Regions from separate parts of the Mus musculus genome. Here region 2 is linked to region 1. A link is a loop called in an ENCODE intact Hi-C map of the cell type or tissue named here. Cell type or tissue: heart. All regions are shown on one strand. Each heading gives the region's core, and the rest is flanking DNA. Links, peaks and the distances in the headings are about the cores only. Region 1 holds the start of Calm3 (calmodulin 3). Region 2 holds the start of Fkrp (fukutin related protein).

Evidence for each region. A loop is a pair of places that touch in the nucleus more often than their neighbours do. Peaks named below come from ENCODE experiments on the same cell type or tissue, not always from the same donor. Only the 100,000 strongest peaks of a DNase experiment are listed, where the experiment ranks them.
Region 2: a loop joins it to region 1, with 6 times the contacts of the local background. A loop is called at or near these places in 10 of 42 quality-filtered maps.

What each region holds. Positions count from the first base shown.
Region 1 is chr7:16,918,438-16,933,150 of GRCm38, forward strand. It overlaps Calm3 (calmodulin 3), which reads right to left and starts at 5,595. Exons shown (of 6, transcript NM_007590.3): 1 at 5,404-5,595; 2 at 1,198-1,228. The coding sequence starts at 5,406. Gm45972 (predicted gene, 45972) reads left to right here and starts at 3,236. Exons shown (of 3, transcript NR_165470.1): 1 at 3,236-3,453; 2 at 3,978-4,125; 3 at 5,003-6,081. Gm32630 (a long non-coding RNA gene) reads right to left here and starts at 13,712. Exons shown (of 3, transcript XR_391181.3): 1 at 13,504-13,712; 2 at 12,446-12,523; 3 at 11,899-12,310. In heart, for the core only: no CTCF peak of the experiment used is centred there; DNase peaks (open chromatin) are centred at 4,334, 4,934, 5,674, 6,164 and 3 weaker places; H3K4me3 peaks cover 4,062 bases; H3K27ac peaks cover 4,061 bases.
Region 2 is chr7:16,808,996-16,823,708 of GRCm38, forward strand. It overlaps Fkrp (fukutin related protein), which reads right to left and starts at 7,737. Exons shown (of 3, transcript NM_173430.2): 1 at 7,705-7,737; 2 at 6,069-6,131; 3 at 272-2,981. The coding sequence starts at 2,940. The coding sequence ends at 1,456. It overlaps Strn4 (striatin, calmodulin binding protein 4), which reads left to right and starts at 6,894. Exons shown (of 18, transcript NM_133789.3): 1 at 6,894-7,639; 2 at 13,501-13,604; 3 at 14,011-14,084. The coding sequence starts at 7,358. In heart, for the core only: CTCF peaks have their summits at 3,709 (motif pointing right) and 7,796 (motif pointing right); DNase peaks (open chromatin) are centred at 7,316 and 8,016; H3K4me3 peaks cover 2,853 bases; H3K27ac peaks cover 1,883 bases; H3K27me3 peaks cover 1,554 bases.

The DNA.
Region 1 (14,713 bases), core at 2,394-10,393:
TGTGTGTTTGTGTTTACAGGACAGCCAGGTAGGGGATGGCAGGTGGGGTGGGAGGGAGGGACACACACGGCTGGGTAGCTGTGACCCGAGCTTCTGGACTCCCCAGCTATGACCCGAGCTTCTGGACTCCGGAGCAATAGCCCACGTCTCCTTTGGGATGCTGTCATCTCCCTGTGCTGAGACCTGGCTGTAGGGGGTGTGGGGTGCCAGTTGAGTGGGTAATGTGACCCACGAGGCAAAGTCTAATCTTTTGGCTTTTCTGGGTGGGTCTCTACCTGCCTAGGGCCAATGTGTGACTCTGAGACAGCAGGTCCTTGTGTCACAGGTCCCTGGTCACAGAGCAGGCAAAGCTAAGGGCAGAGACCTTTTTTCTCACTTTGGCCTCTGGTCAGCGCTGCAGCAACCTGCTGTTAGGAGACAGATACACCAGGAGTTGCCTCAGGCCTTCTGGCAGCATAGGCTGTGGAGGGGCAAAACCACAGAAACATAATAGTCCATCAGCCCTGCAGTGAGTCGTCCTGGAGCTTGGATGGGGTGCAGAGCCACAAAAGTCACACGGGAGCTAGGGAGTTTCTTTTAGCTCATGGGAGGTGAGTGCTTATTGTTTATGCAGAAAGAATTTATGGGATGCCTACTATGCACCAGGCATTGAGGACACGGCAGCAATCAACAAAACCAAGTTCTGTGCTCTAGGAATTGATTCCTGGTGCCAGGCAACAACAGGAGAGAAAATAGAACACCTGTGGCCCATCAGACAAGCCTGCACCACACAGGGAGGGAGGGAGGGAGGGAGGGAAAGGGGCTGCCTGTTTGAGTTGGGGTCAGGGTAGCTGAGCTCTGGTAGAAGCAAGCAAGTGAGGAGGTAGAGGTGGGTGTGGCCAGTGGGCACCTTCTCAGTCTGACTGGCTAGTACTGGGGGAGCTGGGGGGGGGGGGGGCACAGCTGAGTAGGTCCTGCCATAGAGGTCCATTTCAAGGCCCCAAGTGAGCTATAGCAAGGGAGGGCACTCAGCCCCTGAAGCCTGGCCAAGGTCTACGGCAGGCCGTGGGGCAGGTGTGGCAGTTCCTGGCTAAGCTCTTCCCCCAACAGATGTACCAACATCCTGGCCACAGGCCTGGTGTGCGGTGATAACGGACACACATCTCATGAGACGCAGGGCTAGCTAAGATATGGCTTAGGACAGAGTGGCAAACTCACCTGCAATCTGTTCCTCAGTCAGCTGGTCAGCCTGGAAAAGGAGGAGGGAGTGTAAGTCACTGGGCTAACCTACCCATCCATCCTGGACGTGGCCTCCTCCCCTGCCCAGCCCCCTCTGCCAAGGCCAGCTTCCTAAAGCATTCCCACTAAGCAAGGGCAGATCGCGTCATAGAGCCAGGGCCTGGGCTAGTTGGAGCTCCCAGGAACCACAGGCCTGCCCAACGCAGGCTGGGCAGCATCCAGAGCTGCTCCAGCCCAACCTTGACACAGTGTCTGCGCTGCTCAGGTTTTACTCCGGGAGCCCCAGAGGCTGCTGCCCTAGAGGCCTCATCAAGCACTCTAGAAGGCTCCAAAACAAAACAGGCCAGTCACTGTGGGTAGGGCAGAGAGAAGCCGTGTGGGGCCGTCTTTGCCAGTTTCTCTGTCACCTATCTGGGGGTACTAGGCCCAGGCACTGTGCCTCCAAGTGGCAAGATCTCTTTTAATTGGTGTTTCCAAGTTGCTCCAGGGCCTTAGAGAACCCAGGTTAGGCAAGAGGCGGCTCTCCCTGCTTACATGCAGAGTAGATGCAGCACGGCATCCCGCTCTGTTACTTTTAGACAAGAGGGCCAAGTGGCAGGGAGGGACTGCAGCAAGCAGCAATGGTGGCAAAGAACTCAAGTCTGCTTGGGCTTTGGCCTTCCAGGTTCAGCACTGCAGATTTTAACCCTTTCTAGTCTGGACTACTTGAGGCGTAGCCAGCCATGGCAGACAGTCCTGCTGTGTCTAGGGTTTCCCGACACAGCTCTCAGCTTTTCCTTCACTGGAACCCTGGTTATGGTTATGGTTATGGTGGGGTGTGGCAGTGCAGAGGGAGGGGCAAAACGAGAGCTGGATCCCAACTGCAAGCTTCCAATAGTTAATAAGGCCAGTTTTCTTTGTCTGTGCGGATCTTGCCCCCAATATACATATACGTATACGCATACGCATACGTATATGTGTATGTATATATATATATATATATATATATATATATATATATATATCCTCTGCCCTGGGGTCACTGTAGTCCACATGATGCTGCCTTCCTTTTCCCATGAAGGCAAAAGGTACCAAGGCCACAGCAGGATCCTGGCCTGAGCTTGCAAGTCCCTGAAGCCGAAGTGAACTATGGCAGTAGCGTGCATCATTTTACTAAGGCTCTGGAGGTCTCAGCTGAGGCTACAAACTATCGCCTGCCCCTAACCCTTGAGCTGCTTTTAAAAACAATAATCCACATCCCTCCACATTCTATATTCATAAGTGATGCAATGGGGGCAGGGGTATTGTCTAATCTAGACGAAGAGAAACTAGAGACCAAGTCCCAAACAGGCCGTGTCGGAGGAGGATCAGTGACGAGAACAGATGGGAGATGCCTGCAGAGGGGATGGGCGGAGGAGAAGGAAGGTGCAAAGAGATGGTAAAGGCCAAACGGACAGCCTTCTGCACAGCTATCAAGACTGACTCAGAGTAGTGGGCTTCCTAATCCTGGCCTTGTGGCCTGGGCCAAAGGGCCCTTGTTCTACCTACCCCCCCCGCACCCCCCCAGGGATGATCAGGCCCACCCCCTGGTTCTGACACCCGAGGACACTGCTGCTGGCTGCGCCCAGAAAGTGAGAAGAGAATGGGCTTCTGGTTCCCAAGGCCAGCCTGTGCTGGGGGAGGGGAGGAAGAGGCCGAGGAGCAGTGGGGAGGACGGCTATGGAGTCCATCTGCTTTTCATTCTCTTCCACAGGCCTAGGCTGGGAAAAGCCAGCCCACTCAGGGACCTTCCCATCACACAGTGCGGTCTGCAAGAAGCCCTGTTCCCTTCCCCTCTTGGTGACACTGAAAGGTGGTGGGAGCAAAGAGGCCAAGGCAGGTTGTGGACGGAATGGCCAAGGGTGGCTCCGGAGTCTGCTATGTGCCACTTCTCCCCAAAGAGCTGGAAGCTGCAGAGGCGGCACTGTCACGGTTGCTGCAAATAGGCGTGGCTCTGGCTCTGTGGAGGGCCTGTCAGACACTCTCCCTGACATCCAGGAGCCCTTTCCCCTGCTCCACCAAGGAAAGGCCGCAGATACCACAGCAGGGCTGCTGGCCTGGGAAACTGATGGCCTACGAAGCAAGACTGCCTGCCGCTGGTGGCCCTTCCCAGCTTAGATCGTTAGCTTTCACCGCACAATAAGCCACTTGTCTCCAGTTTTCCAAACCTTCATCTCAGGCTCCAGAGAGGGGCTGGACAAGCCAAATCAGCTTGAGGTGAGGAGGGAAGAGGGGATTATTTCTCAGGCTTGCCCCAGCCCCCAGCAGGTGCCAGAAAGCAATGTTAAATGAGCTCAGAAACCAAGGCCAGGGCCCCTCACCCAGGGCCAAGGAGGAGCCACAGAGCTCAGGCCAAAGTCCAGGGCCAGTTACCAGGGACTCTTCCTTCCACACCTTGCTGGATACAAACAGGAAGAGAAAACCTGGTCAGGGCCAAAGCTGGGACCCTCCTTTGGAGGTGGGGAGTGGGGGTTGCTGGCAGCTGCCCAAGCTGTAGGGCCCCTTTAGCAAGGTTCTGCTGGGGGGCGGGGGGAATGGGGTGGCGGCAAGAAGAGCCCTCAGGTCTGTGTCAGCAGTATGAGATCTGATACGTGGTGGCGGCTGCCTGTCCTCCCCAGCTTTGCCAGGGAGGGTGGTGCACGCGGTTCCCAGCCTGAGGCTGGGGGAGGGGGGATGGTGGGGAGGGCTGGGGGTGTTGTGGGTGGCAGGACCAGAGGAGAAGTAATCTATTTTGCTTCTAGAAGCTTTAGCTTTGGGCGCTGGGGAAGAGGCCTGGAAAGAACAAGTGGCCCTTGAGTCAACGAGAGGGTCCTTGGAGGTCTTCTCTGGACAAGCACTGCAGCCCCCGCCCTGAGGGATGGAACTGGGCATCTGTCACTGACCCAAACGGTACTGTATTGCGCTGTCATTTGGCACAGTGAGGAGAAGCAGGTGCATGAAGCTGGAGGAGAAAGGCAGCCCTCCTAGCCTGGAAGGGACAATGAGGGGGCCAAGCTTCCTGGCTTAGCCATCATTTGATGCACCCCAAACTTTGACCCCAGTCCTGTATCATGCAGCTTCAGTGCGCAATAGGGCCCTGAACAACTCCGCCCACCTGCTCCCACTGCCTCAGTGCCTTCAGCCTGGCCCAGCCCCATTCTTGCCAAGGCAAAGGGAGCACACAGCTACTCCTTCAGGTCCTCTGCTGCAGCCCATGACCAAGCCCGAGTCATCAGCCTTTGTGTCGGGACCTTTCCCCGGAGACACCCACCTCTAAACCTAGTCCTACCTCAGCCACCATTCATTGTCTCCTACACTTCTCTAGAAGGCTGTCCAACCTCACCCCCACCACCCAAACTCAAGTCCTTCCCTAGCCCTCACCTTGGAAACCCCGTTTTTTCTCTGACCCAAACAAAACACGCCTTACAAACCCCAACCTCTCTTTCTAGTGCAACAACCTAGACCTCAGAATCCTTCCTAGCTACCCCCAACCAAGTTCTCCACAAGGCTCCCTGGTTCCCCACACTACCCGTGATCACATCCCCACTCCTTTAAAAACATTTCTGCGACCCCCAACTCTCCTCAGTCCCCTTCTGGGTCCTCACAGGCTCCAAGAGCATCTTCTAGCCTCTGCTGCCACCCACCTCGGGCTCCTCCTTACCTCAGCCTGCACCTGACCCTTCTCCTCTTCCTCCTCCTCTTGGCAATGCTTGTCCTTGGAGACCCCTCCCCCACCGGGGTCTACAGTGCACAAGTGACCCAGGATCCCCATCTATCCTCTCTGCAGAACACTCCCTAGGAACCGACCGGTCCCCCTCTCCGCTACCCACAGCCACCCCTCTAGGAGCAGCCTCCTGCATTCCTCCAGGACCCAAAGCCTTCATCGCCGGCGTTTCCTATTTCCTCCTCCCGGGGACCGGGTAGATGTGATTCTAAAACCAATCGCCCGGAGAGGGATCCGAATGCTGCCTGGGAGGTGGCGGGGGTGGGGATGTCCTGGAGCTCCTCATTTGAAGCCTCAGACTGTCTGTTTGGGGGTCCTACCAATTCCATCTGCTGCTAAAACCGCTTCTAGAAGTCCCAAGGGCCGCATGGGAGGTCCCGAGGGGCCCGGCCTCTCCCTCCCAGGGTTCGCTCGCCATCTCCGGGATGGGGGGGTCTCCACCCGACTTCAGCCGCCTCACTCACCATGGCGAGGCACCGGTATCCGGAGCTCGGGGATCGAGGTTACTCTGGCGGCGGCAGCAGCTGCAGCAGCTCGAGCTCCGCCGCGCGTCCGCGCCTCCACACTCTTTGCCCGCAGCGCGCGCCACCGCCGCCGCCGCCCGCCCCAACGGTCCCTCAACGGCCGCCGCGCGCGCCCCGCCTCGCCCGGCCCCGCCCCAGACGGCTCGCGCGCTCCCGCTGCACTGCGGCTTCCTACGGATCCCTTCGCGTCAGGCTCGTGCGGCTCGCCCCTTCCACAGAGCCCAGCGAATCTGCTGCCGCACGGGCACGCGCACGCGCGTTCCCCACCGCGGGGACTACTTTCGCTCTCGGCGCTCTCGGCCCCTTGCATCCGCTCCGCTTTCCTCTCTGGCGGAAGGGCACCGGTTTACGGAGAGTGACACGTCTCTGTGTGAGCCACGCCGCTATTGGACCCGCCTCGTGGCGGAAATGAGAACGCAACTCCGATTGGTCCGGCCTTCCCTGCAATGCGTCAAACTGGGGCGAGCCACCGCGCGGTGTGCGGGGGGCAGCACGACCTGTGTGGCTCTGTGGAGCCGCGAGGAATAGAGGGGCTAAGACGGAAACAGGGTGGATGTTGGAGAAGCAAATACGTTGTCTCTATGGCTCGGAAATAAAAATGGGTTGGGGGAAGAAGCAGAAGGACTTTCTTCTCTCTCCCTTTGAGCAGATACAAGATGGTTTAATCCAAAATCGTGGGGTCTAGGAGCCTGGCCTGAACCGGCTCTTCACAGTGGTTGGCTCTTCAAGGTTCCGCTGGTCTCCTGAAGGTTCCACCCTCTACGCGTACAATTTGCTGGGATGGCTGAGTGGGTGAAGGCGCTTGCAGGCAAGCTAGAAACTGTGAGTTCGATCACCGGAACTCACGTGGTGGTTTGGAGAACAGACTTCCACAAAGAATTGTCCTCGGACTTCCACATGCGCGCTGTATAAATAAGTTCAAACAAACAAACAAACACAAATCTAAAACACGCACAAAAGCAACATGTGGGGATCTGGACTTGACTCTTGATCTCAGGATCTGTACCCAGAACAATCTCTGGATGCAGAATGTTTTCATTCATTCATTCATTCATTCACTCATTCAGCCAATTAAACATGAATTGGGCACTGCTGTCTGCACAGATCTGGTGCCGGGCTGTGCTGGTGACATCACACTTCTCAACCATTCTCTTGTCACCTAGACAGTGTGACTCACTTCTTATTCTAGGGATTCCAGGCACAGAAAGAAAAAGAACTGTTGCTAAGGGCACCTGAGACAACTGTATTGTATACCATAGTGTATATACTGTACATTACTGTACAGAGCCCTCGTATAGGATGGGAGTTGGCATTTTCTTCCTTCCTTTATTTATTTATTTATTTATTTATTTATTTATTTATTGAGACTGTGTAGCCCTGAGCCCTGGTTGGCCTTCAGAATCAAAGGCATGCATCGACACTCCAGGGCAAGAACTGACAGAGAAGGGGGGTGGGGGGAGAGAGAGAGAGAGAGAACTTCTAGGGTCAGAAAACTTTTTTTTTTTTTTTTTGGTGGGGAGGGAGAGACTGGGAGAATATAGTCTTTCTGTAAATGCCGCCTGTGGACATCTCTTAAATCTGCTCTCAGGAAAGAAAATGTGTCTAGTGCAGAAGGAAATAAAACTGATAGAGCAGAGGCAGAGAGGAGGGAGGATCTTGTTGACATTGGTTTAAATGTCTGCAACCTGTAAACTGAGATTTACAACCTGTAGGTCTTGACCCCCTTGTGGCTTGCATATCAGATATCTTGCATATCAGATATTTACATAATGACTCATAACAGTAGCAAAATTACAGGTTTGAACTAGTAATCAAACAATTTTTTAAAAGATTTTTATTTATTTATTACACACAGTGCTCTGTCTGCATGTATGCCTGCAGGCCAGAAGAAGGCACCAGATCCCATTACAGATGGTTGTGAGCCACCATGTGGGTGCTGGGAATTGAACTCAGGACCTCCAGAAGAGCAGTCAGTGCTCTTAATCTCAGAACAGTATCTCCAGCCCACAATGAAATAATTTTATGATTTGGAGTCCCCAGTACTTGTATGGGGTTTTTGCAGCATTAGGAAAGTTGAGAACCACAGACTTAATGACATTAAAATGTGTTCTCTCTTTTTTTGAGTCAGGGTATCTTAGTTTGGTTTCTATTTCTGTAATAGAGGCCATTTCTAAAACCAGCTTGGGGGAAGAAAGGGTCTGTCTTAGTCAGGGTTTCTATTCCTGCACAAACGTCATGACCAAGAAGCAAGTTGGGGAGGAAAGGGTTTATTCGGCTTACACTTCCATACTGCTGTTCATCACCAAAGGAAGTCAGGACTGGAACTCAAGCAGGTCAGGAAGCAGGAGCTGATGCAGAAGCCATGGAGGGATGTTCTTTACTGGCTTGCTTCCCCTGGCTTGCTCAGCCTGCTCTCTTATAGAACCCAAGACTACCAGCCCAGAGATGGCACCACCCACAATGGGCCCTCCACCCTTGATCACTAATTGAGAAAATGCCTTACAGCTGGATTTCAAAGAGGCATTTTTCTCAAGGAAGGCACCTTTCTCTGTAATAACTCCAGCTTGTGTCAAGTTGACACCCAAAGCCAGCCAGTAGAAGTCTGTTTAGCTTACAGGCTACAGTCCTTTGCTTTTGTTTTTGTTGTTTTGTTTTTTTGAGACAGGGTTTCTCTGTGTAGCCCTGGCTGTCCTGGAACTCAATTTGTAGACCAGGCTGGCCTCGAACTCAGAAATCTGCCTGCCTCTGCCTCCCCAGTGCTGGGATTAAAGGTGTGTGCCACCACGCCTGGCTTGCTAAAGTTCTTCTTGAAGGAAAGGCAGGGCAGGAACTCAGGGCAGGAACCAGGAGGTAAGAGCTGAAGCAGAGACCATGGAGGACCCCTGCTCCCTGCTTGCTCCTTATGGCTTGCTCAGCCTGCCTTCTTAGGGCGTTCTGAACCACTTGCTCACACAGATCATCAATCCAGGAGACTCCCCAAACGCTTGCTCACAGGCCAATCTGATAGGGGGATTTTCTCAATTGAGGTTCCCTTTCTCAGATGAATCTAGCTTGTGTCAAGTTGCAATAAAACTAACCTGTACACAGGGTCTTACTATGTAGCCCGGGCTAGTCTTGATTCTCCTGCCTCAGCTTCCTCAGTGTTGGGATTGCAAGCACATACCATTAGTGTATAACTCTTTTTTAAAATTTTATTTATAAGCTGGGCGTGGTGGCACACACCTTTTTTTTTAAAATTTATTTATTATATGTAAGTACACTGTAGCTGTCTTCAGACACTCCAGAAGAGGGCATCAGATCTCATTACAGATGATTGTGAGCCACCACGTGGTTGCTGGGATTTGAACTGGGGACCTTCGGAAGAGCAGTAGGCACTCTTAACCACTGAGCCATCTTGCCAGCCCCCGGCACACACCTTTAATCCCAGCACTCGGGAGGCAGAAGCAGGCGGATTTCTGAGTTCGAGGCCAGCCTGGTCTACAGAGTGAGTTCCAGGACAGCCAGGGCTATACAGAGAAATGCTGTCTCGAAAAACCAAAAAAAAAAAAAATTATTTTATTTATATGAATACACTATAGCTGTCTTCAGACACACCAGAAGAGGGCAGCAGATCCCACTTCAGATGGTTGTGAGCCACTATGTGGTTGCTGGGAATTGGACTCAGGACCTCTGGAAGAGCAGTCAGTGCTCTTAATTGCTGAACCATCTCTCCAGCCCTGTGTATAACTCTTTTAAAGGTTTTTTTGTTTGTTTGTTTGTTTTTTATTTTTTGGACCCAAGCTTAAGTATCCCAGGCTAGCTCCGAACTCACAATGTACCAAGGATGATCGTAGTCCTCTTACCCTTCTGCTTCCACTAAATGTATGCTAAGATTGTAGGTGTGCCGCCACCATGCCGGCTTTGATCAGTGCTAGGGCTGAGCTCAGGACCCTCTGCATGCCAGGCAAACCCTCTGCCAAGGCAGTCACACTCCAGCTAAGCATTCAAGCACTACCCTGAGCTGCCAGTCTTTGGAAGACCTTATGAGGGATCCCAGGGCCAGCCTACATTGTGTTTCTCTCTGATACTCTGTTCTCCCCATCTTCCAGAATAATTGCTGGGTTTTGTTAGCTGAGTTGCCATTCAAAATAAGAGCAACATTTCCAAGTGACCTGCCAGTTAGGTGTGATTAACTAAATTCTACTGAAGAAGATAAGTGGAAATTATATGTTCAATTCCAGGGTTATACCTTTAAAAGGGATTGTGCTAGGTTTTTTGGTTTTGTTTTTTGTTGTTGTTTTTGTTTTTGTTTTGTTTTTTCTTGTTTTGTTTTGTTTTGTTTTTTGAGACAGGGTTCCTCTGTAGCCCTGGCTGTCCTGGAGCTTGCTTTGTAGACCAGGCTGGCCTGGAACTCACAGATCCACCTGCCTCTGGCCCCTGAGTGCTGGAATTAATGATGAACACCACCATACCTGCTTTTGTTTTGTTTTGAGACAAGAGGATTAAAAAATCTGAGGCCATCTGAGCTGTGTAGCATGACCCTGTGTCAAAGGGAAGTTTGTTTCTTTCTCTTTCTCTTTGTTTCTTTCTCTCTGTCTGTGGGTCTTTTGCCTACGGTATGACTTGGCAGAACATTCATGCCTAGTACCCGAGGTTGCCAGAAGAGGGCTTTGGATACCCTGGAACTGGAGTTACTGATGTTTGTAAGCTGCCATGTGAGTGCCAGGAATGGAAACCAGGTCCTCAAGAAGACCAGCTAGTGCTCTTAACTGCTGAGCCATCTATCCAGCTTGAGTTTGCCACATGGTCTGAGCTATGATGCTATGCCTCATAATGGGCCCAGAACAATGGAGATAGGTTGCTGTGGCCCAAAACTTCCAGAACTATCAATGATGTATATGTGTATATTATATATGTGATATACATTATATACATATTATATATAGATATGGAGATAGATAGATAGATAGAGATCAATTATCACAGCAGATTATTTATTTCTTTAAAAGGGTTCTCTCTCTCTCCCTTCCTTCCTTCTTTCCTTCCTTCCTTTCTTCCTTTGTGTGTACATGTCTGTGTGAGTATGTGTGCAACTGTGTTTGAGTGTGTGACCAGCTGTGTTCCTTGAAGAGCGCAGAAGAGTCCACTGACACTCTGTCTATTCCTTTGAGACAGGTCCTTTTTGAAACCCCGGGGCACATGTTTTGTTTGTTTGTTTTGTTTTGTTTTGTTTTGTTCTTACATCTGCAAATCTTGCTATTTTGTTTTATTGTTTGGTTTTTGACTCTCACCCAGCTCAGACTGGCCTCGAACTCACTGTGAAGTCAAGGATTGGCTTGAATGCTTGATCCTGTCTCCACCTCCCAAGTGCTGAGGTCACTATATCTATTGCTAGGATGGACTCCAAGGAGTGAACCCTAAGCAAGCATTCTACCAACCAAGGTGTGCCGGCAGGCCCCATCTTTCCTTTTAATTACAGCCTCCTTAGAGGATATGGTGCAATAGCCCATTGTTTGGATTTTATTTCCCTAATAACTAATAGTATTGGCCCCACTTTGTGTGTGTCTTGGACTTGTCTGCACAACTCTGAGAAGGTTGACTCAAATCTCTTGATCTTTTAATTTTTTTAATTATTTATTTTTACTTTATATGCTTTGGTATTTGGCCTGCACATTTGTCTGTGTGAGGGTATCAGATCCTCTGGAAGTGGAGTTACAGACAGTTGTGAGCTGCCATGTGGATGCTGGGAATCGAACCCACGTCCTCTGGAAGAGCAGCCAGTGCTTCCAACCACTGAGCCAGCCCTCGATTATTTTATTGTTACTATTTGGATTTTTGAGACAGGGTTTCTCTGTGTAGCCCTGCTGTCCCCAATGTATAGACCAGGCTGGCCTCAAACTCAGAGTGCTGGGATTAAAGATATACACCACCACTACTTGGCCTTTTACCCATTTTAAAATCAGGCTGTCTTCTTATTATTGAGTTGTAGTTTTCAAATATTCTGGGCATGGTGGTGCCCACTTTTAGTCCTGGCACTCAGGATGCAAAGCCAGGTGGATCTTTGAGTTAGAGGCCAGCCCAGATTACCCAGTGATACCTTGTCTCGGAAAACAAAACAAAAGCAAGTTTTAAGGAGGCTGAAGAGATGGCTCAGTGCTTACGTGTAGATACTGCTTGTTTTTTGTAGGACCCAAGTTCTGTTCCCAGCACCCACATTGGAGAGTTTACAAGTACCTGTAACTCCAGCTTTAAAATAGCCTTCCTGGAACTCACTCTGTAGACCAGGCTGGCCTCAAACTCAGAGATCCCCCTGCCTCTGCCTCCCGAATGCTGGGATTAAAGGCGTTCGCCACCACTGGCAGATTTAATAAGTTAGAGTTTCTATTGCTGCAATAAAACACTGTGACCACTAGCCTGCTTTCTTACGGAATGCAGGATCACCAGCCTGGCATGGCACTGCTACAGTGAGCTGGGCCTCACTGTAGTGTGGGTATGCAGCACATGTCCATTTCTGCTTCCCACAGAAATAAATTAAAAAACAAATAAGTACAGTATTAAAATTTTGTTTTAAATCTGTGTGTACATTACTGTGTGTATGTTCCATGTGTGCTCTGATGCCAAGGGAGGCCCAGAGAGGACATTGGATGCCCTCGAGCTGGAGTTACAGGTGGATAAGATGCCTGGTGTCGGTTCTGGGAATGGAACTTGGGTCCTCTGGAAAAACAGCAGATGCTTTTAACTGCCACACGGTTCTTTTTGCTTGTTTTTGACATAGGGTCTCACTGTGTATCTCTGGCTGGCCTGGAACTCACAGAGATCCTCCTGCCTCTACCTTCCAAGTGTTTCACAATATGTTCTTGCTGGAACACTGCAATTAGAGATATGCAAATTAAAAATGCAAATTACTCATCCTGCAGGGTGTGTCCCCCTATTCTTTCCCTTTTTTCCCATTTTTTCCCTTCCTTTCCCCGGGACCTGGGTTTATATATAAAAATCATCATACCTTTCATTCTTGGCTGTGTGATTTCAGGCAGGAGACTTAATCTCTCTGCTAGGACTGCAGTGGAGAACCATGGAGAACCTGCAGGGCCCAGACAGGCAAGGCTGGAAATAGACATCCAAGAGCCCTGCACTTCATTCATGTGCCACTAGAGGGCTCTCTGGTGAAGATTCTTACCATCTCTCCTAACTAATTTCTACCATGGTTGATAGAACCCTGACCCCAAACTGGGTCAAAGGCACAGACCTTGGGTTCTATTCTGTTTGTGGGAAAATAGAACCAACGATCCCCTTCTGGTTTGGTGAAAGAAAACTTAAAAAGCAGGTCTTCCTTTTAACAGCATCAGACATAATGGCTATCACCATGGCAACAGATGAAGGCAGACAGCCAGTTAAACCATCAGCTTATTCAGGGTGGCAATTAGTTTCAGGTTATAGTAACATTTTGTGCTAGAACTTCACAAGACTCCTTTCAACTGTATTTTCAAGAATTTTTATTCATTTATTTTATTTTCTTTTTTCAGATGATGGGATTGATTCCAGCATGCACTACACCACTAAGCCACATCTCTCATACCTTTGCTTTCATTTTTAAGTTTTTTTTTTTTGAGACAGAGTTTCTCTGTGTAGCCTTGGCTGTCCTGGAACTCACTCTGTAGATCAAGCTAGCCTCAAACTTAGAGATCTGTCTGCCTCTGCTTTCTGAGTGCTGGGATTAAAGGCGTGCGCCACCACCCAGCTTACTTTTATTTTTTCAATAAGTGTTTTTCCATATCTATTTATCTATCGATCTATTATCTATCTTTCTGTATCGATGTGTACCATGACAAATATCTAGAAGTCAGAGAATGACTTACTGAAGTCAGTTCTTTCCTTCCGTTATGGGTTTGAGGTTCTAAACTTATGCCATCAGGTTTGCCCAGCAAGCTCCGTCACTCACTGAGCAATAGAGGAGGCTCCCGTCCCTTTTTTGGAGACAGGGTCTTTCTACATAGCCCTGACTGTCCTGGAACTCTCACTGTGTAGAGCAGGCTGACCTCAAACTCACAGAGATCCACCTACCTCTGCCTCCTGCGTGCGGGGACCCACCATGCTCAATTTCATTTTTAGTTTTTAGGTTGCATCCTCAAAAGCGGGCCAGGACGATGTCGAAATCACTACATATGTAGGCCGGGCGTTTCTATCCTCCTGCCTCAACATCTTGAATGACTGAGATGACAGGCTCTGGGCCATAGAACCCAATCACATACTTCTCTCTCAATTACTGCTTACCTCAGTTGACCACCAGGTGGCGCTATGGTAACGTTTATGATCATCTTCCTGCCTCCCAAGCGTTAGAAGGTCGTTCTGGGGCCTAAGCCTCTTTGAATGCAATTTGGAACGACAGCATCCAAAACTTGGATACAGGAAACAGGGTGGGTTGTCAGGAATAGGATCAGATTACAAGAAAACTTGGTTTGTGTCACCCATTTTCTGACCACTTCGTGAGACGCTACTGGGAAGAGTCACCGGGAGACTCAGGTGACTGGTGTCCAGCACACAGTAAGACTTGCAGGGATAGTGTGAGGAAGTGGAGGTTCACACTGAAGTACCTGCAGTGCCAGCTGTCCCCTGGAGGGAACCACAGATACCTCGATGCCCTAATAAACTAGGAGATAAAGCTGGGCATGGCACCTCCTACCTGTGCTGCCAATCCTCAGAGGGCAGAGACAGGAGAATTTCTGTAATTCTGAGGCCAACCTGGGCTACATAGTGAGTTCTAATACAGCCTGAGCTACAGAGTGAGACCCTGTGAAAAAACTAAAATGAAACCAACAAGTGAAAATAAAGAAAGGAAAAAGTAAAATTGTTAAATTTTTACTTGTTTTTGTGTTACTGGGGATGAAATCCAGGAGCTAATGTGTGCTGGGCAGGGGCTCATCCAGCCTCCTCACGGGGGGTGGGGGGATTCTAGGCAAGGGCTTTACTGCTGAGTTTATTTATGTAAATATGAGGGTGAAGATGTCAGGAAAGTGGCAAAGTGCCAAGGCTGACTGACTACCCAAGTTCAGCCCCTAGAATCCATGACAGGAGAGAACCAACTCCTGAAAATAATTGTCCTGTGTCCTGCACACACACACACACACACACACACACACACACACACACGCACGCGCGCACACACGTACACACGCACACACACATATAGAGAGGGGAGTCACCTTTGTAACACATAATATGCTCATGGCTCTTGATTACTGACCACCAGACGGCGCTCTGCATTTGGGAGCCA
Region 2 (14,713 bases), core at 2,855-10,854, 110 kb before region 1:
GCTCGCCTAGGATTTGCAGCAAGGACAGAGGTTGGGTCAAGGACCACCAATAAAAATCCTCCTCCTCCTTTGGACCAGATATTGTGGTGCACACTTGTAATCCCAGCGCTCCACAGGCAGAGACAGGAGGACCGTAAGTTTGAAGCCAGTTTGGCCTAGAAAGTTAGACACCTGCCTTAAACTCCTGCTCCTCATGGGGTGCAGGGTGGGTGTGGGGAGATTCAGGGAGTGTGTGGAACAAGCTGTAGAATGAAGCAAGGAAACAAACGGCTCTATTTGTCTTGAATTTTTAAACTTTAAAGTAGCATAATTTAAGTCTTATTTAACAATATACAGACTGGTTTGAACATAATTTATATGCATAATTAAATGAGAATTTTTTTTTAAACCTGTTTGAGTGGCACAGCCATGGCAAGGCTCCACTTGGGTACTATTTCTACAGCAGAACCTAGAGAGGAAATGAAGTGTGGGCCTTGAAACGGTGATCTGAATTCAAGTCCCTTACTAGCCACTTCCTAAAATATCTGATTACTGGCAAGTGACTGTCATTTTGGCCTCAGTTTTCCTCCCCGGAAAATGGACGTAATAGCAGCTGTCACTTCCGAGTGTATGCCTGAGCCCGAAAGCTCTTTGTAAATGTGAGCTATGGCGAAGGTTTATCCCTTCCTAGAAGGGAGGGGGAAGGCGGGGAACAGGTGCAGAGGGCTGAAATAAAGAGGTAATGCATTGGCCAGATCCCAAACCAGAGAGAGCCCAGTCAGTCCTCCAAGAGCAAGATGGGGTTAGAAGCAGCAGATACATCAAGCAGCACTCTCAAAGGAAAGTGCCACATTCGGGGAGGAGAGGAGGTGGCCAGTGCTGTCCCACCTCCCAGAGCCACTCCAAGAAAACCAGAGATGAAGGTGATGAAGCAGAGCCGCGAGCGGTCATCAAACACGAACTGAAGCGGGACAGAAGTGCCCTCTAGTGGAGGAAGCAAGCACTGGAGCCAAGCGTCCTGAGGATCCTAAACACAAAGGGAGGCATTCGGTATCTCAAATGAAACAGACTGGGTAACTAACTGGTCCAGGGATACCTAAGTTGTATGTGGTAGACTGAGGCTGGCTCGTCTGTTCTCCGGATCTCACTCTCCAAGGGCCTACAGCTCTTGGAATATAGGGCAGAGACTATGCAGAGCCCTAAAGACTCCCTGGGCTTTTCTATCAAAGGCCACCACTTTCCTCCCTCATGAGGCTGAGTTGCTCCAGTCTTTGGGTTCTGCTTCCCGCCAAAGCTGAAACTGTCCTGTGTGTTCCCTCCAATCTTCCTTGGCCAGTTCACCCTTTTTTTTTCTTCCCTCCAGTGCACAGCCCCACTACCCAATCACAAACTGGTTCAGATCCATACACAATCCGAGGCAAGAACAGACTCTTGTACCCTGCTGTTCACCTAGCCCCAGATGTGGGTACCAGGGCTTCAACCGCCTGTCAAGCTTAAGAGTGCGGGGTTGGGGTACTCCGGGTTCTCGATGACCCCAGGCCCAAACTTCAGCTCCAGGAAGCGGCGGTAGTTGTTAGGGGCCTGTGCCATGAAACCCGCAAAGGGCAGGGGGACAAGTGGCTGCAGGAAGTGCTCTGGGAACTCAACATCCTGCCGGTGGTCCAGCCACGTGTCCTTGGTCATAACCCCATTGCGGGGGTAAAAGGGCCACAGGTCCACGTGCAGGTGGTTGTTCTCACTGTACTGTACTCGGAAGAAGTCGCCCTCCACCGCCTTCTCCCACACAAAGCCGCGTTCATCCACTACCGAGCCAGCTTCGGCACCCCGCAACTGCTCGCAGTTGCCCACGTCCTCCAGGTAGATGCCCAGATCTACGTCGTAGTCCCAAGGGATGATGTCGCCGTGGCGAGCTGCACCCAGCAGCGAGCCGCCCTCCAACCAGTAGCGCACGCCCGCCGCCTCCAGCACGCCCACCACGTAGCGCGCAGTCTCGCGCAGCGCGCGCAGGCAACAAGGTGGGGTCCAGCGGCCCTCATACAGGTAGGCGGGTGTGTCGCCCGCCACCGTACCGAAGCAGCGCGCGCTCTCCTTGCTGCAGCCAAACCACTCTAGCCGCCCGCCTTCCCAGCTCACCAGACGGATTCCCAACGAGCGCAGCAGCGCCGCTCTCCGTGAGCGCCCCTCACGTTCCGCCTTCCAGCGCGCGTGGGCGGTGGCCAGCGGTGGCTGGCGCGCCGCGGCGAAGGTCAAGTCCAGCAGCTGCACTGCCCAGCCGCGCAGGGCGGTCTGTAGGAAGAGGCTGGTGGCCAGCGGCCGCGCCAGGGGCACCGAGAGGTTGAAGAGGTCGCGGGAGCGCATCAGCAGCACAGCGTCGCCATCCAAAGCGTCGCAGCGGGGCGCGCTGGGAGCTGGGTCGTAGCGCGCAGTCCACTCCCGCAGGCTGACGTTCAGAGCTAGGCACCGCGCTGGGTTGGCGGTGGCGACCGGGGCGGCCACTAGGCGCGCGCTGCTCCCTCGGAGCGCCTCCACCATTCGCTCCAGGTGGCCTGGTGACTCGGCCCGCGCTCCATCAGGCACTAGAGCCACAAACTCGGTGGCTACGTAGGTCTCCGGGCGCGAGGCCGCCGCTGGCCGGTCCAGGGCTGGCTGGAGCAGAGCCAGGCGAACGTTGGGGATGCGAGGCAAGGCCAGGGGTGGGTAAGGGAGTGTGTCGGCCGCCACTACCACGGGCTGGGCTGGGTCCTGCTGCAAAAAGGAATCCACTAGCTCTGGCACCGCGTTGTCAAAAGCCTCAAATTCCCGAATCAGGACGGTGACTCGGGGGCCAATGGCAGAAGTCCGGCGGGGACCCCGGGCCCGGGAGTTTCTGGGCTGGTGTTGTAGCCATGACACATAGAAGAAGACTAGGAGGTTGAGGATGATGGCGGCTGCCAGGGCAGCCCAGCAGCGGGTGAGCCGCATGGGGCCTGATGTCAGACCCTAGCTGGGGCGTCCAGGGCATCCTGGGGAGACAGGATGAAAAGGGAGTGTGGAGCAAGTTGTCAGCATTCCTTACCCTTGAATTCTCAGTTGCCCTTCCTGGATCTGATTTCAGGCCCTCCAGGAATTCCTAGGTTGGTTCATGCCCCTGCCCTAAACAGACCACTTGTAAGCATCACGTCATGGGGTCACTTTTCCCACTCAGTTACACAGTGAGTTCTTAAATTAATGTGTGAGGGCCTGTTTAAAACTAAAACCAAAAATTGAACCCATCACCCCTGCAAATGAAAAAAACAATGCTGGTCGCTGCCAGAGGGTGGAGGGAGAGCTGTGAACTGGTTGAACCTGGGGCCCTACCCAGGACAAATGCTCTACCACCAAGCCCCACTCCCAGCCCCTCACTGGTGGATCCAGGAAGGTGGTTTAAGCACAACCCCAGCACCCAGTTTTAGTTTTGTAAGGTGAAACACTTCTGACACCTTACTTGCCTAACAATGTGAGGGTGTTTAGAGGGCTGTAGTTTCACACATTATCCCAGGCTACGCAGCAGAGGCCAGTCTTGGACTGTTGGTCTTTCTGCAGCTACCTCCCGATGTGGGGTTTCCAGGTGTGGACACCACACTGTTGTAGATGTACTTAGTACTACTGAACTGTGAGTGTGCCAGTGATGCATTTGATTTTAGGAATATTAGATCACAAATTTTAAAAAAGATTTATTTATTACGTACACAGCCTGCATGTATGCCTGCAGACCAGAAGAGGGCACCAGATCTCATTATAAATGAGATATAGGCCACCATGGGACTTGAACTCAGGACCTCTGGAAGAGCCAGTGCTCTAAACCTCTGAGCCATCTCTTCAGCCCAGGATCACAGTGTTTAAAAGCCATAGTACATTCTGTAATTCAGCCCTTGGAAAGAGGAGGCAGGAGGATGGGAAAGGCAAGCATGTCTCAAAAATCTAAACCAAACTCAACCCAACCAAACCAAACCAAACCACAAAAATCCAAAAGTAGGAAAAGGAGGAAAGAAGCAACAGTGGCTTCCCGTTAACCCCAGCACTCAGGAGGCAGAGGCAGGTGGATCTCCATGAGTTTGAAGCAAGTCTGGTTTATGGGGTGAGTTCCAGGCTAGCCAGGGCTATACGTGCTATTTTTTTTTTTTTTCTTTTTTAATTTAAAGCAGGGCTGGAGGCATGGCTTTGCAATAGAGGGTGGGATGGTTTGTATATGCTTGGACCAAGGAGTGGCACTATTAGGATGTGTGGCCTTGCTGGAGTAGGTGTGTCATTGTACTTCTCAGCCTAGCTGCCTGGAACTCAGTATTCTGCTAGCAGCCTTCAGATGAAAATATAGAACTCTCAGCTCCTCCTGCACCACACCTGCCTGGATCCTGCCATGTTCCTGCCTTGAGGATAATGGACTGAACCTCTGAAACTGTAAGCCAGCCCCAATTAAATGTTATAAGACTTGCCTTGGTCATGGTGTCTGTTTATAGCAGTAAAACCCTACCTAAGACAGAAGGCTAGTCTAAAATTCACCATCAAGGGGGTCCCCTGGGGGGTGTGGCTTTTAGCGGTGTTATTGCATAACATGAAAAGTTACTTTATGTTTAAACTACAATACAATCAAGAAGAAGGGGGAAAAAACAAACAAACACAAAGCAGGGCTGGAGAGAGAAGTCAGCGGTGAAGAGCACCCACACCCATCTGGAATTCCAGTTCTAGGGACTCTGGTGCCCTTTTCTGGCCTCTGTGGGCATTGTGGGCACCAGGCATGCACATGGTGTGTAGACATGCATGCAGGTAAAACACTCATACTCTTAATGAATTGAGGCACTGAGAGGTGAAGGCACTTGCTTAAAGCCATACATCTGAAAAGAGGGACGCGGGAGTTGATGCAAGAAGAAGCTGGTTACTAATCCTGCTTCAAACCAGTAAGCCAATGGTACTTGCCTTAATCCCAGCATTCCAGAGGCAGAAACAGGGGCATCTCCATGACTCCGACACCAGCCTGGTGTACAGAGACCTTGTCTCACAACCAAAAAACTGTTTTGTTTTGTTGAGAGGGGGTCTCACTAAGTATTGAAGTCTGGCTTTGAACTAAGAACCTCTTGCCTTCTGACTGCTGGGATTACAGGCGTATACCACTGTCCACCCAGCTAATTCTTGTTTGCAATCACATATCCCAACTCTTACACTACAGCTAAGCTGATGGGTGGTCTTAAAGCTGAATATGGCATGTGACTTTCCAGCCGAAAGTCACCTTATCAACAAGTAGGTACTTTGTGCCAGGGTGTTTTGGGTTTGTTTGTTTTTGAGACAGGGTCTCAATGTGGGCCAGGTTGACCTTGCACTAGGTATGTAGCTGAGGGATGACACTGCTACAAGGCAAAGGCTGGGCTGGGATCACAGGCACACACTACCATTATCCACTAGCGCTCTACCAACCGAGCTGTCTCCTCAGCTCCAACCCCAGCCTCTGTGTTCTGCAGATCTGAGAAGACAGGCACACCTTAGTGGTAAGGTAGGAGACCAGCCGGGAGCAGGAGTGAGTAACATGGGGCCTTGCCTAGGAAAAGTGGTCAGGGAAGAGAGTGAATCTGAGCTCATACTAGCTTTCCATTTCTTCCCCCACACATTATATACGCTGAGTCTGATGTTAAATGCTTGTATTCCCAGCACTTGGGAGGTGGAGGCAGGAGGATTGAAAATTCAAGGTCATCCTTGACCACTGCTTGAGTTTGAGGCCAGCCTGGGCTACATGAGACTGTCAGAAAAACAACAACAACAACAACAACAACAACAACAAAACAGTGTTTAAAGATGGCCCAGCAGGTTCTTGATACCAAGGCAGACCTGAGTTTAGTCTCCAGAACCCAAACAATACAAGGAAAGAATCAACTCCGGCAACTCAGCCTCTGACTTCCACACATGCACATGCACACAATAAACAAACACATGAAAAAAATCTAAGCGTATGCATCACTTGGAATTAGCCTTAGCCTTTTCAATCACAGTAGGTACAAAAAGGAGACCCATTCAGGAAAGCCTTTAAGGACATAGAAAGGGCAGTTACCCATGTGATTACTGTGACATCCAGGGACTCTTACCTCCCTAGGTTTCAGGCTGAGGGTGATCAAGAAGAGTGGTTTCACCTTGGGTCATCTGCCCTGCTGAGGGAGGAACCAGAAAGCATCAAATGAGCCAGCCCCTCCCAACAAAGTGCAATTTCATTCTACCCGCCCGTGAAAGTAGCTAATGAAGTCACAGACTCTTTTGTCTATTTGAAGTCCATAAGCCTGGTTACCACTTCAGTCGTCTCAGGAGTGATGTGGTGGGTAGGAGTCATCAATTGTAAGCTATAACTATCCCTCTTCCATGATGGTGTCCAGAAGGGCAGAAGTGACAGCAACTGTTACCATGACAACCTCTTCTCTAGACTCATGCATCCTTTGGAGCTAATCCTAAACATCCCCTATCTTACAGGACCTGATTGCTAGGATCATCAGACTGTGGGAGATTGCCCTGTTATAGTAACCAGGGCATGGATTTAACTGTTTCTCATCTCCCTGGAAATGGTCCAGGCCCTGTAACCATAGCAACTGTCCCACAGCAGCACTTGTCTTCTAAATAAAAACACCTGGTTGGTTTATCCATGGACTTTCCATAAGGGAAGGGGAGATGGTTACCATGGTAATGGCAACTGGGTTGGCTGGGGGAGGAGTGGGACAGAGGCATTCCTCTTAGAGGAATGTCTTTGGGGCTGGGCCTTTTTTCTACCTGAGCTCTAGGTGAGGGGAGGTTGCTATAGTAACTGATGAGGATAGGGTCAGAAGAACCACCAGGGACTTGGGTTACCTTAGCAACCTCCTCCTAGTGCAATGATAGTAGAGGTTTGGGACTCCACATATGCAAACTGGGAAGGGGCCTCCAGATTGGATAGGGTTATTATGACAACCGACTTCCTCTGGTCAGAGCCCACTCCCCACCCCAGGTCGTCTTTTTTGTTTTTTGTTTTTTTTTTCTTCACTAAGTGAAAGAGATGGGGGTGTATTTGCATTTGGAGGGGATAGGACTCTGACATTGGGGAGAATGCAGAAAAAAAAGTCCGGTCTGGTCTCTCGACCGCAAAGGAGACAATTGCGAGGGACCCTGGGTCCTTTGCCTACGTAGAGGCAGTCCCTCCCCCTCCCTGTCAGCACCCCCGCCCGCGCGCACCACCGGGGTCGACCCGGGTGGGTGGGCGAGGCTCGCGCCCAGCCCCGTGCTTGTCCCCGCTCCCCTCGCCCGCCCAGCGCGCGCGCGCGCGCACACGAGGCGGGGGTGTAGAAGTGTGAAGCTGCGCGTCCGCGCAGGCGCGCGAGGTACAGCGGGCGCGCGGGCCGGCCCCGGGGCCTCCATGATGGAGGAGCGAGCGGCCGCCGCGGTCGCATCGGCCGCCTCCTCCTGCCGCCCTCTGGGCTCGGGCACGGCTCCCAACCCGACGGCGGCGGCCCCGGCCTCCAGCCCTGCTCCTGGGCCCGGCCCGGTAGGAAAAGGAGGTGGCGGCGGAGGCAGCCCGGGCCCTACGGCGGGCCCGGAGCCCCTCAGCCTGCCGGGGATCCTGCACTTTATCCAACACGAGTGGGCACGCTTCGAAGCCGAGAAGGCCCGCTGGGAGGCCGAGCGCGCCGAGCTGCAGGTGAGCGCCACCGCTGCCCTCCCGCGCTCCCCGCCCCAGTCCTGCCCGGCCCGGCCTCGCCTCACCCGCCGCCGCCGCCGCCGCCATCTTGGAGCAATGGCCGCCGGGACGGCCGGGAGGGGGCGGGCAGGGCCGGCGACGGGCCGGCGGCGGGGTCCTCGGGGCCTCGGGGCGGACGCGGGCCGGGACCGGTCAGAGGATCTGAGCAGGGCCGAGTCTGCCGGGAGCCGCGAGTGGGAGTGACGAGCCCAAGCCCAGAGAGCCTGTCTGGGCGATGCGACTCGGGGTTCCCGGGGGACAGAGTGCTGAGAAAGTGGATGGGGTCTGCGCGAATAAATATGCCACGCCTCGCCTCCGGATCCTAACCAGATGCTGGCTGTCAGGGTGGAATGGACTAGATGTCTAGTGGGGTGACACACTCTTAACATCCACTGGGTGCAGGGAGTGAAGAGAGGAAGACTGGAAGCTGGCATGGGGTACCTTGGGGGAGTGGCTGGCCCGGAGCAATTGAAAGGTGGGAGGAAGCTTGATAGGAAGGGGTCCCAGGATGAAGTGTGTGGCCTCCTGTCCAAGAAGGACACTTTGGGCACGTGTGGCTACAATGTAGGGACACATTGGGATCGTTTGGGTGGAACCACGGAGAGGGTAGAGGACATGTTTTGGGCTCCCCCAGGAGAGCTTGAGAGTGGGAAGCGACATTTTGGGTGCTTTAAGGAATTAGAGTTCCGTTATGAAAGATTTGAGGATGTTAGGTAGAAACCCCTGAACTGTTAGGGCGTTTGTTGGGTATATTCAGTGGGAAGACAGGAGCGTCTGAGATGCTGCACACGGTGAAGAGGGATGGAGGTGCCTTTGGGTGATGAGTAGGGGGAAAAGACAGCACGAGGAGGGACTCCGTGAGGGAAGTGATTGTGTAAGGGCCTCTAAAGGGACTTGATGGTTTGTGGAGAAGAATGTGCCAGGTGATGGCTCGTGGAGTAGAAGTTGGGCTGGGCTCTGTGACCTTGAGCTAGGTACTGCTTGTGGGGAATCAGAAAGGTGAGCACTTCAAGGCCTTCAGGGATGGGCCCCCAGGAGTCAAATGGTTCCTAGGCTGGGATGTTATTAACAAAAACAGTCAGCGCTTGGTTTCTGGCAACCCATCTTTCTGTTTCCAATGTGCTCTTTCCTGTCAGATTGAAATGGAGCCCCAAATAAGTGACTGATTCAGTTTTTGTCCATGGGATGAATGCCAAGAGCATTTGAATTTTGTGTATGTAGCTCCCATCCCTGAGAGAGAAGTCCTTATGTAAGTGCTCCTCGTGCTGTGCCCAACTCTAACTCAGGCTCTTTCCCAGCATACATCTCATCAGATCTTCTCAATACCCCATTATGTAGGCAGGGCCAATGTCATTACCTCACTCAGCAATAACGACAGCAGCTGCTATTTATTCAGGGCATATTATGTGCCTGACACTGTATTAAGTATTATACATGCTATCATTTAATTCTTGTGGCATTCTGAGAGGGGAAATGGTATCCCTTCCTCTCTTTTTTAATAAGCAGGGGAGGGAGATGCTACGGATCCCAGCAGTGGTGGCAGTGCTGACTGTGTCTTTTCCCTGTCTGACACTGAGCACAGGTGAGAAAAGTCTCTAAGGAAGCTTAGAGACCTCACCAGGTCACCCAGGCCATCACAGCAGAGCTTGACAGGGGTACAGTTGACAGCTTTCACTGTGTCAGCCATGCTGTGTATCCCAGACTCCACTCAGAGTGTACAGTATGTGCTGCCTCCTAAGAAGAGGTCTTCCCACTCACTTAGTGACCTTCTGTGGAGTCACAGAGCATGCTCTGTAAGGCTCCAGCATCACCAACTTCATGCTTTTGCTACTTTTGTTGCATTCTAAGTCAGACATCAGGATGTGTGTGTGTGTGTATGTACATGTCCTGAATGTGTTAGAATATACCACATTCGACACTTCATAAGTCATACATTTAGTTCCCTTTCCCCATTAGCAGAGAATACTTATTTTTGATAGCTTGGGTAGTATTCTCTTGGGTATTCACACCATAGCTTATTTATTTTGACCCTTGTCAATGGATTTTCAGGATTATTTCCATCTTTCCCCCTGCCCAAAATGGCTCTGAGGCCTCAAGAGCAGCTCAGTTGGTAAAGTACGTGCTGCGAAGGATGAGGACTTGAGTTTGATCCCCTAGAGTCCATATGAGAAAACCAGGTCTGGTGGCACACACTGTAATCCAGTATGGCAGGTTTCTGGCGCTCACTGGGTAGTCATCCTACCCACCAAGAGAGGGAGAGGGAGGAGAGGGGTGGAGGGGGAGGATGCACATGAGAGAGAGCTAAGCTCCAGGGGAGGGTCCTGAGGAATGGTGTGTATGTATACACACAACACAAGATATGGCTTTGCTGGCAGTGTTTATCCTGTGAGAGAGTGACGTGGAGTAGTGAAGTGGATGTGTTTATAAAATGGTGATTGCTCCGTCTTTTGTGCTCTTTACATTTTTACTTATTTATTTTACTTTATTGTTTTGTTTCAAGATAAGATCTCTCGCTGTAATCCTGGCATTCACTATGTCGAACAAGCTGACCTTAAACTCACAGAGATCCCTTTGCCTCTGAGTGTTGGGTTTAAAGGTGTGCACTGTTGTGGAGATCAGGTGACAAATTGCAGAAGTTGATTCTCTCCTTCTACCATGTTGATCTTGAGATGGAACTCAGATAGTAGGCTTGGTAGCTGATATCTTTATTCTCTGAATCATCTCCTTGGCCCACACACCTCTATCTATCTATCTATCTATCTATCTGCTTGCTTGCTTGCTTGCTTGCTTGCTTGCTTGCTTATTTTTGAGGTGGGATCTTGCTATGTAGCTATGGCTGTATTGGAATTCCATATGTAGAGTGGTAGATTAGACTGGCCTTAAATTCCTGTTGGCTCATCCCCCATTCCCAATACTTCTGGCTCCCGAGTGCTGGAATTAGATGTGCCCAATACCCCATCTGGCCCCTTTTTGTTTTTTTTTGAGTCAGGTCTTTACTATGTATCCTAGGATGGCCTTGAACTCACAATCTTTGTGCCTCAGCCTCTGGAGGGCTAGAATTACAGTCTTGCACCATTACAGGAGTAACCCCATCCTTTGTAATGGGTGTGCACCAACACATCTCACAAGCAGTATCCCTTCTTACCTACCTTCCTTCTACCCAGCACTCACACCTTCTGAAGGGCAACTTCTGTGAGACCCTTCATGACTGGGCAGTGTCAGTACTGAGGAGCTGGCCCTGGCTGTTTTTGATAAGAGGCCCACTGTGCAGTCAGTGCCCAGGACACCGGTAGGGAGAGGGCTAGCCAAGAGACTCCAGAGATCAGAGCGGAGAAGAGGTGGAGTGTGCTGTGATAACGAGTGGAAATGTGTTGGGATGGGTGGCTTCTGAGGAGTAGATAATGTGGCTCCTGCCCCTCAGAAGCTTCTAGACCAGCTAAGGAGATTGCAGAGAACTGTCTGCACTCATGCATAAAGTCGGTTGTGGGGCTCCGTTGTGTGCTTCTGAGAAGGGAGCCCTTGGGGAGAGGTCTGAACCTGATGTTCTTGAGGTGTGGAAAATAGATAAGACATTAAGGAAAAAGGACTGTGTAGTCCCTTCGTTCCCTCCACCTCCTATGGAAGCTCTCCCTGCCAGGAGCTGTGTGAGCTATGGCCTCCAGGCCACGCAGTGAATGGGAGCTTGAGAACTGGAAAGACTGCAGCAGGAGTGGCTCTGTGTTCAGGACTTTGCCTTAGAGAGAGGAGCCGCCTAGGAGAGATGGCAGCCCCAAGTCAGAACTCAGGGTGTTGGGATCCTGTGTATGGAAGGCAGGGAGGACACTTCCAGCTCCCATGTAGGAGACTGACAGGCTAGTGCCAGCACTTCCCGTTTTTGGTAGATTCCACTGATCTAATAAGACACTTCAGCCATGTCTTCCTGGTTTTCCTTCCTCTTCTCTACTAGAGGAACTGGGAAGAAGACAGCAGAATAGAGCGTGTTGGTGAGACTCCCAGTCAGCCATTCTCAGTTCTTCTGGGCTTTAAAAAAGTTTTCATTGCATTTTTGTATTCATGTGTTATTGGGTATTAATGCCACCATACCCAATTTTATGTGGTACTGTAAATCAAATTTAGGACTAAATGCATGTTAGATCAACATGCTAACATGCTCAGCCCAGTTCCAGCGTTTGAGTAGCTACTTCTTTTATTAGGGTGGCTCTTCTTTGAGCTTTGCTAAATTCACACTTGATTCTCCACATTGTAGCTGTAATGGCTTTGGTCATTACACCTAAACTTTGTACACCTCGTTGTAGTTTTCTTGTATGGATTTCCTGTGGTCCTCCAGTAGACATCTTGTTCATCTCGGTGGCCATGCTCCTCTCAGTCTAAGTTCACACTAAGCCTAAGTTCACATTCTGATGCAGCCATGATGCAGTTTTAAGAGTATCTTCAGTCTGCCCTGCCCTGTTGTTTCTGTCTTCTGCCTGCAACTCTCTCCCTCCCTCACCTAGCGTCTGGTAAGCCTCAGTTCTCTATTAGCCCCTAGTTACAATGGAGATGAGAGCGAGCAAGCCTGGAGCACAGGGACAGGGCAGATAGGTCAGGGCCCTGCTGGCACAAAGAGCAACATTGCTAGACATCTGAACACCGCCTGGGGCCAGCCAGGTCAGCCTGTGAGCTTTTGGGAGAGCCCTGGAAGCACTTAAGCAGGTCTGTGATGTTCAGGAAGTGGGGCCCCAGGAAGACAGACATCTGCAAGGGCCTGCCATCCCAAGCTCTCTTCCTGATGATGTTTTTTTTTTTTTTTTTTTTTTTTTGTTCAAGGGCTAGGTCCCCTTGGCTAGCTGAGCTTTGGAATTTGGACAGGGAGAGAAAATGAAAAGAGTCAGAGGCAGGGACTGACACAGCAACCCTCATGCAGGCTGCATGTGAGGGACAGTGCCCACAATGCTCCATTCTCTTAGCAGAGGAAGACCCCATGAACTACTTAGTATCTGCAGCAAATCAGCGGCAGAGCCAGGCCTGGCTCTTAGACTTGCTTGGACTGGAACAGTAAAGCCATTCTGAGAAAGCCTGCAAGAGTGCCAGGCTCTGGGTTTTGGTAGAAGGCCTTCAGACATGATTGGGAAGCCACAGGGTTCTGCCTTAAGGCAGTTGGTCCAGTGTCTCTAAATGACATGTTGACAGACTTGAGCCTACTGGGGCAGCCCAAGCTAGCAGACTGACAGACGAGCTTGACAGGAACCCGTAGGTCATGTCTGTGGCACATCTTCTCATGCCTTGGGCAGCATAAAGCTTGGAACAGCTTCTTCTGCATTGCAGTGGGAGCTGAGCCCAGCCTCCTACTCCTGTCCCCGAGTGCCAGAAGTAGCTTCCTACGCTTCCCAGCAACAGATGCTCTGAAGGAATAGTGGGACACCACCTCCACCAGCAACCATAGGGACAGCAGCTGATGGGGGGAGAGAGGAGTCCAGGGCTGTTAATACCCCCAGCACCATCCCTGACCTAACTCCTCAGAAGGCTACAGCCAAGTCAGGCTCTGCTGTCCCTGTTGGAACTTCATGGGTTAAAGGTGACTCCTCGGCCTTTTTTTTTTTTTTTTGTAAAGGTAGAGTCTTAGCCCACATTGGACCTGAACTCATAGCAATCCCTAGGGAATGCTGAGATTATAGACTGAGCTCTTTTATGGGTGACATACCTAGAGACCTTGGAGGTGGGTCCAGCATGTCATCTCTTCTCACTGAACCCTGACATCGATGTAGGGGAGGGGTTGAAGCTGTGTTTGAATATGGAGGGAGACAACCCCTGAACCTGTTGTCCTCCCTTCTTTTCTGTCCCAGGCTCAGGTGGCTTTCCTCCAGGGGGAGAGGAAAGGCCAAGAGAATCTAAAGACGGACCTGGTGCGGCGGATCAAGATGCTGGAGTATGCACTAAAGCAGGAGAGGTGAGCCCTGCCCCTGCTAGAGAGGTCACTGTTCTGACAAGGTGGCAGGCTGCTAACTACACTTCTGCTGGCAAAGGAAGTTTCTCTACTGTCCTCTTGCTGTCATCCCTAGGAGTATAAAGGAGCTTCTAGTGGGTGGGATTCAAATGGCAGCAGCAGCATTGTGGCTTGAGCACACCTACTATGTGCTCCAGTTCTGCACAGCAGCTACCTTGCTTATTTTTGCCATAGTCTGATGGTGTTGCCGTCTGGGAAGGAACTGAGACTTCAGGAGGAGGGGAGACAGCCTTGAGAATTCTAGAACTGATGCTTGCGGCAGGGAGCTGATGAGGGAGGCCCCGGGTTTCCTGAGGTGGTCCCTTATCCTGTTTGTTCTCCTCTCTCAGCTCATTTGTTATTCTTTTAGGGCCAAATATCATAAACTGAAGTTTGGTACAGACCTGAATCAGGGGGAGAAGAAGACAGATCTGTCAGAACAAGGTACCCACCCTTGCAACTTCCTGCGGCCACCCCAGCAGAGCAGCTGCTTGGCATAGAGAAGTTGCACATGGCCATAGGGTGGGGTAGAGTTGCAACCTCAGGGGCTCTTCCCACCAGTTCTGTGTCAGACTGTGTCCAGCCTTACCTGTCTGCCATCTTGCTGTCCTCCCAAGGACATGATGGATGGCCCAGCATCTCCTGCATCCTTTTGTTGTGAGAATGAGTGTAACTATTTATGGTGTGCTGTGGAAAGTCTAGGAAAAACTTCATTGAAGAGGTAGTGTTTGCACTGGGTTGTCATTCAGTCATTTACACTAACCCCCCCCCCCCACCTCAATTAATATATGAGGTGCTGGCTTCTTGTCATAGAGCAGGGCACAGCAGAGAGCAGAATAGATGTGTGCTTATTCTGTGGGCATTGGCAGCTTAAGCTTCTGGAAGGAGGAAACAGATGTCCATGGGAGTGCGGGAATGTTTTCGGGTGACACACTAGTGTCTAGTCAGGTGGGCCCAGTGGCAAGGGCACCAGTGTGCACGGTTGTGCCAGTGATGTTTGGAGCTTGGTCCTGGGGCTCTGTGGAGTTCTTGCCTACAGGGCTAAGTGAGGTCTTCCTTTCATGCCCTGCTAC